2 separate regions of the Homo sapiens genome follow, and region 1 is linked to region 2. Evidence: chromatin loops called from intact Hi-C (ENCODE). Cell type or tissue: PC-3. All regions are shown on one strand. Each heading gives the region's core, and the rest is flanking DNA. Links, peaks and the distances in the headings are about the cores only.

The links. Hi-C counts contacts between places; a loop is a spot of excess contacts. Peaks named below come from ENCODE experiments on the same cell type or tissue, not always from the same donor. Only the 100,000 strongest peaks of a DNase experiment are listed, where the experiment ranks them.
Region 1: a loop joins it to region 2, with 10 times the contacts of the local background. A loop is called at or near these places in 83 of 110 quality-filtered maps.

What each region holds. Positions count from the first base shown.
Region 1 is chr7:18,567,599-18,574,067 of GRCh38, reverse strand. All of the region lies in intron 2 of HDAC9 (histone deacetylase 9), which reads right to left. Among named protein-coding and RNA genes, the nearest start is that of HDAC9, 75 kb to the right of the region's middle. RefSeq lists an enhancer at 1-375. In PC-3, for the core only: CTCF peaks have their summits at 2,783 and 2,984 (motif pointing right); a DNase peak (open chromatin) is centred at 3,007.
Region 2 is chr7:18,348,999-18,355,467 of GRCh38, reverse strand. It overlaps a transcript of HDAC9 not described here. Among named protein-coding and RNA genes, the nearest start is that of HDAC9, 140 kb to the left of the region's middle. In PC-3, for the core only: a CTCF peak has its summit at 2,963 (motif pointing left); a DNase peak (open chromatin) is centred at 2,917; H3K4me3 peaks cover 477 bases; H3K27ac peaks cover 389 bases.

The DNA.
Region 1 (6,469 bases), core at 586-5,585, 220 kb before region 2:
CCTCTTCGCTTTGCTCAGCCTCCAGCTGTCCGCATACCTCATTCTTCCTGGGTATGAAACAAGAACTCGGGACACATCAAATGGTGGGACTAAAAGAGCTGTTAACACGAACAGGGCTGAAACACACCCTCCCGCTTGCCATGTTGTGGGCGATGAGAAGGGGAGAAGAGCTGTGGCCCTTTGGGGAGCCCAGGCCCAGGGGCTCCCTGAGCCAGGGGGCTGTGACACTCTCTTTGGGGTTCAGTGGTTCCAGGCATCTCCAAGCTTCTGGGTGCCACCATGTTCCCCTCATCCAGACACGGATGCCCATAGCAGAAGCCGCGTGCAGTACATGTGCTCCAGCCTCAGCCTCCTCACATGGAGCTGGCACCTGTGTTGTTGCCTGGAGCTGCCTGCCCCACCACAGCAGCCAGTGTGCCCAGCTGTGTGCAGTGGCTAGACCCTGCACTCAATCACACACACACCCCTCACCGCTCCACGCCTTGCTCGTACTTGGCAGGTGTGGGTTCTGGGCTGGCAGCACGAGCCGAGTGCAGCCTGTTGAGCCGAGTGGGTGGAAAGAAACGGGCACTAGCAATACTCAGGCAGAAGGCACCACCTGTCACAGAGGTTTCTGGCTGATGAAGCAACGCCCTAGCGATCCCTAGACACAAACAACATAGCCTCAGTTTGATAACAATACTGCCCAAATTGGACTTTAGTAATGCAGATATTTTTAGCTGCTTTTCCACTAGTTACGATAACATTATCGTGGAATAAAAAGAATTACTAAATTATCAAACATGAAAAGAATCATTTTATAACAAGAATTATTTAAATTGATTAATCCAGAAATACAATTCTCCCTCACAGTGATTCTGTTCAAGTTATCCATGTCTTTAGTTTCTTAAAGTCAACTACTACATGGCATAAATGAAAAGGAAAAAAATGCAAAAAGCAACCTGGGCTTTGATTTACTATTCTCTTATTTCCCAGGGGTCTGAACAGGAAACAAAAATAACCGCAAATGACTAAAATATCAGTAGGCCTTGAAATATCAACATTTAAGTTAAAGCAAGCTAACTTCTTAATCAAAGCCTTTACTATTTTGATTTACTTAATCCAAACTCCCTGTCTGCAAATATGCTTTTGAATTAAGCAGTCATAACAAACCATAACACAAACATGAACTGCTAACTAATCTGTAATGGCCACTTAGTTCTAAAGTATCGCAATGTTTGCTAGTTCTTTACTATTTAAGAACTGAGTAAAAGCTTTATTCAGCTCCTTGCACTACGGAAACAAAATCAAGCCAATTTATGGGACTCCAAGGTAATAGAAGCTAAGAACCTATATATTAGTTTGTAATCCATATTATTTTGTAATTTGAGATTAAAATTCAATTTGATATAAATGTACCTAAAAATGAAATCTTGAGAAGATTCAAAATTTTAATGTTTTAAAATAGAAAATATAGGTAATAATATAAAAGAGTTACTTCTGTGGCCAGATCTAATACTCTTCCTCTGGGATCTAAAGTAAATTCACTTCTAAAGGAACTACGAGGAAGATGGTGCAAACCGTCCCCTTTCCCGTATTTTTTTCTACAACTTATATATTCTTCTAGGTCACAGACAAATACTTGGAGTTATAAGGAAATCCTCTGCCTCAAATATAGGGTTTCATAATGAGAGGGAAGTTTTGTTAGTCATTTGAAATAGCTATTTGTCATATTTGAATATGACAAATAGTCATATTTGTGAATATGACATATTTATGAATATGACAAAATAGTCAAATTTCAAATTTGACTATTTCAAATAGCTATTTCAAATGACTAACAAAACTTCCCTCTCATTATGAAACCCTAATATTTGAGGCAAGGGATTCCCTTATAACTCCGGAACCTAGTATATTATGTAGCTTATACTGTAAGTTTAATAAATATTAGTTGAATAAATGATTTTTCTTAGCAAATATCCTTCTCTAACAACATTCTTTCTAAACATATTACTCAGCAAATAAACTTTTTCAAAAATGTGTTCCCACTCTTCTATCAGGAATTCTTGCTTACAAAAAGTACATCATTATGTGCTATTTTGACAGAAAAAAAAAAAAAAGTTTCATTGGTTCATGCCTCCTGCCACCAGGAAACAATTACCTTTAGCCAGCACAAAACAGTTGAATATTTTCTGAAAGCCTCAATGCTTAATATGTTTAAGACAACAACATACATGAAAATATGCGGGAAAAGTAGGAGAAACAAAGCTGAAATGCCATGTGTGATATACCTTCCTTCTTTTCTTCTGCGATTCAGACCATGTCTTTGCCTTTTCTCTGCTCTAATCTTTTCAGTCCTGCATAACAGGAATAGGGTTTCAACCAATGCATCTTACCTCTTCTCCAGAATTTAGCTGTTTTCTAGTTCTGAGTAAATCTTTATTACCAAAAAAAAAAATAAAAAATAAAAAATAAAATAAAGTTTTAAAGCCCCACTGAAACTCCTAATATAGGACTGCACTGGCTTTTAGAAAAGAAAAACATTTCTTTAAACGGCTGGATATTTTCTTATTTTCTTCAAATAAAATCTTACGAACAGTTCCAACATATAAAACCAGCAAAAGTGGAAATGTTTTAGAAAAGACGGAGAGGAGGAACCAAGGTTCTATCCACTCACTTCCTCCGCTATTCCTTTCCCCCAGGGAATGCAGGCTCCATGGAACTCAGTTTGAAAATCAGTGTTATAAGGGCATTATTTGTTTATTTTGCCAAATTCAAATCACAGGCAAATTACATTACTGTTTTTTCAAAGAAAATGCCACTCTTGTTTTATGAGAACTGAAATTATGGGAATTTTAAAATGCTGAATTAAAAATAATAAAGTTATACTTTGTACATACAATTTAGAAAAAAATTGAACGTTAAAACATTTTAAAAATTCATGTAATGTGCTCATATAAGCCTTGCCAAGCTAAATGGATTGGCAGCTATATTTATGTTATTGCCACATGGTGGCACCACTTTTGCTCCTAAAGAGAAATATCCAGTATCCTTTGTCAGGAAGCACTTTGGATATGTGAGTTTTAAAATAGGTGAGTTTTGAGGTCCTAAGCATTCTAATAAAATGTGACTTCCCTAAATGTACTGATTCCAAGTTTGGCTTTACAAACATGGGTAAGCACAAAGAGTAACAGCATAATTTTGGCCAGTCTCCCGAGTTTCTCTTATTCTAATTTAAATTATGGAACCAACACTAATTACAGCACTTACTGTATAACAAACATCGTTCTGAATGCTTTATAAAGTAAATATTCATTCATTTGTTCTTTACAACATTATGAGGTTGCAATATCTAGTAACCTATGGAGTAGACGTGCTTGGGATTCTTACTTACAAATGAGGAAAATGGAGGCCACAGAGGAGCTTGGCCAAGGTCACACACCCACTAACAGGTACAACAGGAATTAGAACACACACCGTCCAGCTCCAGAGTCCATGATCTCAACCACTCCATTCTGATTCTATTTGACTTCTACAAAATAGGCATTTCATTTTATTTCTACACATTTCATTCTGGAGTATGCCTTGATACAGATGAGACTGAAAAGTTTTTGTTAAAATAATATTACATATTTTTGTTTTTAAAGGTGAAGAAAAACATTTGTTCATAATTGTCAATATATTCCACAGAGATATGTGTAATTGAATATATTTCTTCATATTTTGACACACTTGTGTATTTTCAGGTAAGTCTAAAGCATCTTTCTTAAAGTGTGTATTTCAGCACTCTTTTTAAGGAACAATTCTGTACTTAAGAATTCCAAATTTAATATTTCACCCTTTTCTTTTAGCTATACAAAATTCTATTGAGTCTAGGCAATTAGCATTTTTTTTTGTTTTTGTTTTTGTTTTTCTTAAATTCACTATGGCTGTACTCTCCAATCTGTGAATCTACTGATTCACAGGTAAAGACTGCCTGGTAATGAAGTCATCTTCGGTACTTGATTAACTAAATCCCATTGGGTTATATCAGACAGAGAGAGATACTAAATCATAATTAACTGTAAACAGTGTTAATGAGGTTTGGGTGTATTATTCATAAATTTTGAGATTACTTTTTAATTGAAGAAAGTAGTAACAAAAAGTAAGAGGCAGCTGTTTTTTGACAGCATGAGAAAAGATTTGAAAAGATAGACTGTGATGGTCTATTTTTTTTCCTTCAGTTTTTTTTTAGGTTCCCTGTGCATTATAAAAGACAATTACTGGCCATTAAGGCACAACTAATTAGAGAAACAGAAGGTTCTACCACAAAGAGGAGCCTGAGGCTGTCAGAAAATCCACTTTTTACATATACATAAATAAATAAATATCTGTGCATTAATTGAAGACATTTATAATTTGGCATAAGAAAATGTAATAATTCTTCTCCATGGCTTCTATTTAATTAGACTGTCATTAGAATTTCTATTTCTGGCAGAACTCATAGTATCTGTTTATAGAATTAGCCAATATTGAGAAAACCATCAGCATTACAGAATGCTTCTCAATACTTTAAGCACAGCTCTGAGATATCAGTCTGTAATTTGAAGCCATACCTCTTTGTACAATCAAAAGTATAAGAAATTATTGAAAATATTTATAATGAAGGTAACTATGCAGAACAGGAGTTAGGAAACTGTGGCTCATGGGTCAAATCCAGCCTGCCTAATTTTTTATGGCCTGCAACCTAAGAATGATTGTTACATTTTTAATGGTTGGGAAAACAATTTTTTAAAGGAAAATATTTTGTGACATAAAAATATATGAAATTCAAATTTCAGTGTTTACAAATAAAATTAATTGGAACACAGCCACTCTCATTCATTGACTTACTGTGTATAGCTGCTTTTGCACTAAAAAGTCAGAATTGAATGCCACAGAGATAGTACAGGCTGCAAAATCTCAAATATTTATTATCTGCCCCTAACAGAAAGTTTGCGAACTCCTGAGAATCAATCTATAGCCAAATTTTATTTTATTTTATTTATTTATTTATTTTTTTGAGACAGAATTTTGCTCTTGTTGCCCAGGCTGGAGTGCAATGGCGTGATCTCGGCTCATTGCAACTTTCGCCTCCCGGGTTCAAGCGATTCTCCTGCCTCAGCCTCCTGAGTAGCTGGTATTACAGGTATGTGCCACCACGCCCAGCTAATTTTGTATTTTTAGTAGAGAGGAGGTTTCTCTATATTGGTCAGGCTGGTCTCGAACTCCCAACCTCAGGTGATCCACCCGCCTCGGCCTCCCAAAGTTCTGGGATTACAGGTGTGAGCCACTGCGCCCGGCCCAATTTTTATTCTCACATGGTGGGATGTCCCTGTGACAAACAAATTTCCAAGCTACCTCTCTGCTATAATGGTTGAATGAATTAGGTTAAAAATTATCATAGTGTATTTCATCTAAAATAAAACATAATTAGGAAATAGAACATGACAGGAGAACACCATATAAAACAAGTTCTAAGTATTTTCACTAGATTGATATACTAATTTTAGACTTTGTTGCTTGCTCTTCACAATACGCAGTCAACTGGAAAACAAAAATATAAATAAGAATGATGGCACTTTAAAATGAGCAACATATGCTGAGCGCTAGCTATGACTTTTGGATGGACTTTCTCTTTGAATACACAGCTTTACTATTATCCCCATTTCACAGACGAGAATAATGAGCACTAGACAGGTTACAGTTAGCTTTGCCATTGTCACATATACAATATTATTTTTCAGTGTTTTTTATCTTGCATATTTAATAATATGGTAAATATTAATTTAGAATGGTCCTAATGAAAGATCCTGTATAATATTCCATAGTAAAAGATTCAGGAGTGTTCTCCTAAATTATCTCTTTTTCCATGAGACAGAGATTGTATACCCTTCAATAAGCTACAAATAGAACAAATACTTATTGAATTGAAATTTCTTTTAATAAATTATAGCGAAAGACATACATAGACTGTTCCAATCTGTGCAGCAGTTGCTACATAATTCTAAGCTTACATATATATATATATATATATATATATACATATACATATATCCTGTATGTATAAACTAACAAGGCCCCAGTATATTTTATAGAAACCAACATTGGAATGGGTTTTGCAAAGGGATGGTTAGAAATTAAAGGATATTCTGCTTATTTGACATTTAAATGTTTGTTAATGTGTGGGTTGATATAGTTTATTCTGAATGTTTTAAAACCTTGAGGTTTTAAAGAAACATCTTATACACCTCAAAGCTGCAATAATAATACTACAAGTTTGGCTATCACCCTAGTAATAGATCTGTAGTCAAACCACTACAGAAATTTTGTGCTTCATGCAAGATAGTTCTGGTAGTTAGGTATTGTTTAAAAACTATGGGAAAAATATTTACCCAAATGTTGTTCCAGATATTAATGCAAATTTAAATTTATATAACCCAAAATCATAGGAAATACATTGCTAATCATA
Region 2 (6,469 bases), core at 523-5,522:
ATTTTTTTAATCCTAAATTATTCACTTCTTTAATAATGAACTTATTAAAAGTCTCCGTTTTGAATATCTGAAGAACATGCTAGTTCTGGTAGTATAAAGAGCCTATGTTGAAAATGAAGATTCCCAAGAACCCAGACTCTTGGAAGGTTAAGACCAGAGGCTCTAAACCATCCTTTGTGGTAAAAATCCAGCTCTTGAATTTCTGTGTAACCCTGAGAAGGGTACTTAATTTCTCTGTACATTGGTTTCCTCATGGACAAGTGGAGATAATAAGAGTTTTTATTTCATGTATAAAAATGGTGAGAAGTGTACTTGGAGCATAGCCCTTGGTGACTGTCTGCAATCAACATTATGTGAAAGTTATTTTACCAAGGATAATTATCATCACTTCTGTTTGAGAATAAAGACTGGATTTGTAACTGGTGGTAGAAAAAATGACTGACAATAAGCAGATTGAGGATCTGTAATTATTAATTTATCATTCCTTGTATCACATCCTCTATGGCTCTTCAAGACCAGCTGTGGTTTCAGTGCATTTCCAAGCCTAAGGAACAAACCAGGAAGAATGCAAACACTGGTCTCAGAGATAACAAGTCACATCAGAGCTTACGTGCCCCGATGTGTTGACTGTCTAAAGCTTTTTGTATTGCCTGTTTTAGATCCTTCTGAAGGGCATTTCCCTCACCACATCCAATTGATGAATTGCCTTTTTCACAGAGGTCAGGTTTTGGGATCAAGGCAAAGGGAAAGTGGAGGAAATCTGGGCCTGGATAACTAAAATAAAACAAATTAGACAAAAGAAGAAAGCAAAGATAGGTATTAATGGTTTGATTTTTAAGTTCCTTTTTCTCCTAAGCAATTGATGCTTTAATTCTTACGTACAGCGCATATCTCTGTGAATCAAAACCAGTAGAGAATCAAACCACTATAATTAATATAACAAGGCCTGCTGACTCACCTCCACTAAACACAGTCTCTAAAAGCCTAAATCTGCACATTAGTTGCGATTAATTCTTCTCTCCTCTTTCAAGCACCGTAGAGCAGAGCTTTATAAATAGCAAAGTGTGTTAATTTAAACAAAATATAAGAAACCAATTTTTTCAAGGTGGTAAAGACTGGCCTGCATATTTTCATTATTGCATAATGGTTACCTTTAGCCCATAAACTACAAGGTCATAGTAAGGTCACAATGAAGTGGCAAATGTAATAAATGGGAAGAAAAGTAACTAGAGACCATATTTAAAGTGACTTTTTTCCCTAACTAGGTAAATAAATGTCCTTTTAGTATAGTTCATTCAGTAGGGCTGATTTAAAATAGGTTTTCTATTTGAATCATTCATCCACACCCTATATGATGATAAAATTTCTTTTAAATTTTCTTTTTAGTGCTTTTTTTTCACCTTAAAACATACAACCCAGAATTTGCTAAGTCCCAAATGGTTTAATTTAACTTAAAGGGTAAAGCCACCCTTGGCTTAGAATGTGCATACACTAACATTCAAAATAAAAGAAGGTGAAACAGGTCACACTGTTCAGATTGTGAAGATAACATTAAAATTGGCAAAGAAGAACAAAAATGAAAAGAATAAGTCCATGCTCTTTGTGTTTCTATAAAACCTATCCCTTACACCAGGTGGTGGTAATCCAATGCTAGGAGTTCATGATTTTAAAAAGTTGTGTACCTGCTACTTCACTATAAAACACAAAGGTGCAAAGTCTGCTTAGGCAGAAAATAGCTCGAGATCTTTCAGATCCAAATGTGTAGGTCAATGTGGTAACACAGGCCAGGCATTCTGCTGTGTTTTTCATTTATATGCTGTTGATACCCAAGATACAGCAAATAATGTCATCAATTTCCTTCAATTACCTCATAGAGGATTCATTTGCACTCAGGGAATAAAAAGGTTGCCACAGTAGCTTCAGGATCACTCAGCAGCAAGAATCGGCATTAATAACTATCCTCAGAGGCACAGAGGGAGGGAAGAAAGTCATTTACTTAACATTCTTTAATTCTTTGTGGTATAACAAGACTATGTCATGATTTAGAGCTAAAAAGCACAGTTGTTTTGCTCACGAGAAAAGTCTTTCATAACCTACACAGTTTTTGTGACACATGGAGTTATGAGATCTTAGGCTACCTTTAAATACGGTATCCCCCTGCTGAAAGCTCTCAAACAGCTTGCAGAGGAAAAAAAAAAATCCCAATATTACTTTACTCCTGAGACATCAAATATCCCATGTCTTACTTTATAAAGAAGTTTCTTTGTACAATAGCTAGATAGTGCTGAAGAAAATAACTTTTGTATGCCTGTATCATAACACAGGGTCATGTATAGCTAATTAAGCATTCTTCCTTAGGTTTGATTACATAAAGAGTTGGTTTTGTAATACAATAGCACATGAAGGTCAGTATGGTTATGAGAGAAACCTTAGATGCTATGACAAATCCAATAACTAGCAGGGTATTTGTTCATAAAAGTAAAGCATTTCTCAAAATATTTTGCTGATTTGTTAAGGTACTGGAAGATATTTTGCTGGCCGCCGAGCTGACCTTCTGCAACACCCTATATGGTGAGGCTGTTAAAAGATTTTCTTAGAAGATACAGATTTGTATTTTAGAGTAAGACAGAGACAAAAACAAGGATCATGAAATGGAGGTTCACAAGTATCTGAACCAAAGTGGGGAAAAGGGGGGAAAAAAACAAACATCAGCCAGCTCCTTATTTGCACACCGAGATTCACTAACTCTATATGGTAAGTCCTATTTCCCGTCATTTTCCCTGAATCTAGCATGCTAACCATCATAACGAAAAAGAGTTTGTTTTCACCTTTACGTTCCCTTTGAGTATTTAAAACGGGGAATGACTCACATCTCACAAGGCCAAGAATCTTTGAAATGAACTTCTGGAAAATTTAAAGGTACCTGGAGCTCCTGCAACAAATATAAGACTGCACTGCCCTCCAGAGGTGACTCCCTGGCAATTACCTTTAATCAATTAATGATAGGAGGACCAAGTAACTGTGTTGCAGTAATCTTCATTGCAATTTTAGTCCTTCTATCTCAAATAGTTTTCAAAACACAGGACTAAAAATCAGTGGCAACCTACTGTTTCCCTCTAAGCAGAATATTATATTGTCTCAGCTCTTCTATCTTACTTCATTTTGTTTGAAAATAATATTTGCTACCTCTTTGGCTAAATGTTAAATATTAATATTTTTGGTTGGAGGGCCTATTTATTCATGTACATTTTTCAGAAAAATCAGATTAAACAGACAGCCTAAGGAAACCTTAAGAAACCTGAGGATCCTCAGAGATAACTGAAGGTCACACAAAGAACAGTTCAGAAACAGAATATTTTACTGTCTAATTATGTTGTCATCACTTAACTGAAGCTTGAAGGGTGCCCACAGTTATTGTGAGAAAAATATAAACTCATTTTGAATTTTTTTCTTCTTGAGCTTTTGTTCTCCACAGCTATGTGATCTAGTTCTGTTCTGTTCCACACACACCTTCCAATAGTGGATAACCTTGTATATTGTCACTTTCCACATATTCACCGTCAATTCAAATTTTTTGAGATTTAAGACAAGGCTAATAATTTCTTGATAAAATTGTAATAACCTGTGTGTGTGCCTGTATGAATGACTCAAAACACATCTTTTAAAAGTTCTTGACAAAATTAAACATTATCTACACAGCAAATATTTATGTAGGGCTTTGCAAATGCTAACTCATTTAATAATCACAACAGCTATGCAACAGATAGTTTTACTATCATTCACCTTTTTTTACAGATGAGGCAGATTTTGAGAGATTAACAAAATCACAGAGCTGGGACATGATAGAGCTGAGATTCAACTTCAGTTTAGCTTCAGCGTCCTGGTTCCTAACTTCCTCACTTTGCTTTACATGGTCATTTAAATATATATATCTTCCCTCCCATTATAAAAAGCATTAATAAGATTTAAAATAAAGTTGATACTTTTAATATAGCTGTCTTTTTTTGTTTTGGGGGATTTTTGTTTTATTTTACAATTCATAACACATAGGAAACTTAAAAAATATTAAAACTCTGGGAGATCAAAATGTTGGAAGACAGAATGAAATTGGAAAACAAATTTTTTGTGTGATTACTGCAAATTTTACCAAGTCATTAATCTTTAAGGGGAAAAATATTGAAGCAACATGGAAAAATGTTAACTATCTTACAACGATAAATAAAAATTATATAAGTAAATCAGGCAATGATGTATTAAAGTCAGTATTACATTTTATCTTGTAAATATCAAGCAACTGTTTAGTGTTTTTGAAATAAATCATTGTGATTATGTTTAACGCAATAAAAAATAAAGCAGAAAAAACTATTTACAGCCGACTACTAAATTCATGAAGGAAAAAAAGGAGTTAAGAGGAGACTTTGATTCAATCACAGAGGCTCCGTCACAGACCTACAGTCATTTAACTTAGGCAGGGGTTATAAAATGTATTTCAGGTTGCACTTACAAAACAATGTTCTTGCACCAAGCACGGGTCGACCAGCTACCCAGCGGCTGGGTTCAGAAACTAGAAGGCCCCTGGGAAAGCAGCTCAGTAACTACAAAGCAAATGTGGTCAATGCCCAGTGTCGTTATGGGGATTAGACAGGGGTCACAGCTTCACGGCAGCACCTGCACAGCTATGACATAAGCTTATATTCGACATAAATCATATTCCCTCTGTTTTGAAAGCAAATAATAAAAGAGTTGTTCCATGTCTCTTGACCTTTATTTCTGGGAAAAGTGGATTTTTCCCTTACAGCTATGGAATGTACTAACCATTCCCAGTGGGACAGACTTAGAAACCCCGTCATAGAACAAATGTATAAATATCCACCTTCTCACTTCCAAAGTGATTTGCATCTTACACATCAGTAAAGTATTACTATTTTCTAAAGTAGCTTAAAATAAGGAGAGAAGGGAGAGTGAGAAGGAAGAAAACACACAAAGAGGATACCTGAAAGAGGAAATTAAAATACTTGTATTGATGAAGATACGTGATTGACCAGCTGGTGATAAAGAGAAATTAGATGAGTATTGTCACTGACAGTTGCTAAATGTTGTTTTGCACAAATGCCAGTAAACCTGGTACACAATTAGCTCCTGAATCCATTTTTTTCATGGAATCCAATTACTCAAAATTACTGCCTCCAAAAAGAAAAATTGCTTTTCAAAACTTGGCATTAACATTACTTGAGAGTCAATGAAATGATGTTTTCAGATCTTGAATTTTTAAAATAAATTCTAATTTATTAAAGACTAATGACTTTTGAACCACTGAGTTATACACAGGTACAATAATTCTGAATACCCACAAATACAACTTGAAATAAAGGCAAACTTCAAAATAAAAGATAATAACAAGAGGGAGAAAAAACCTGGAAAACCTATTGAATTAGCATTACCATGCTTATATACTACTATTAATAATAATGAATGATGGCCAGAACTGGCACAAACGAAGTATTCTGTCAGCAAGTAGAAGACCTCCTAATACTGAAGTAATACCTAATTCTCACATATGTTCCAAAGCCCTAATTTCCAAAGCAAAGAACAACTGAAATATACTAAGTATTAATATTGAATAGCCACTTCATTATTTGAGTAAGGGATCTTTCCAAAAACCTTTTATTCTAAATATTCTACATAGAAAGACATATTTTTTCTGCATAGTGCTATTCCTGTTGGCGTGAAAAGTAAAACACAACACCACATTTTTTTTTTTGTCAGGAACTTTGTTTAGAAAAGTATACTTAACAAAGACAATATTAGGGTAACCACCAAGATATCACATATGAAGTTCTAATGCTGTGAAAATTATAAAATTACTAACATAAAGAATATCAGATATGTCCCCCAATTCAATGTTTGAGAATCAAATATTTATTGCATCCCTGCTATGTGCTAGGCAGTGGGGATAAAGCAGATAACATTAAGCTACCATTCTCAGGCACTAACATTATACTGGGAGAAAGAAAAAATAAAGAAAACTATATTAGATGTTAAGATGTTAGCTGTTGATCACTGCTATAGAGAAAAAATAAGCCAGCAAGGAGGAAGGGCAATATCTGTGTGTGTGTGTGTGTGTGTGTGTGTGTGTGTGTGTGTGTGTGTGTGTGTGTGTAGATGTTCTCAAGTATGGGAGGTCATCTGGAAAGACATCTCTAATGAGGTCAGGGAGAGGTGCACAGCTTACCTAAGGCAAGACAGTTTCAAGCACAGGGACCAACAAATGCAAAAGCCTTAGAACATGAAAGACATACGGTGCAGTGCTTTGTAGGCCTTAGTAAGTAAAGAAGCTGAATTTTACTCTGAGTGACAGAAAACCATTAGGAAGCCAATGGGAGAAATTCATGTTCTCATATTGGGAAAATGACTGTATTAAAGTTATGGGAATAGCTTATAGTGGACAGAACTTGGGCTTGAAGACAGA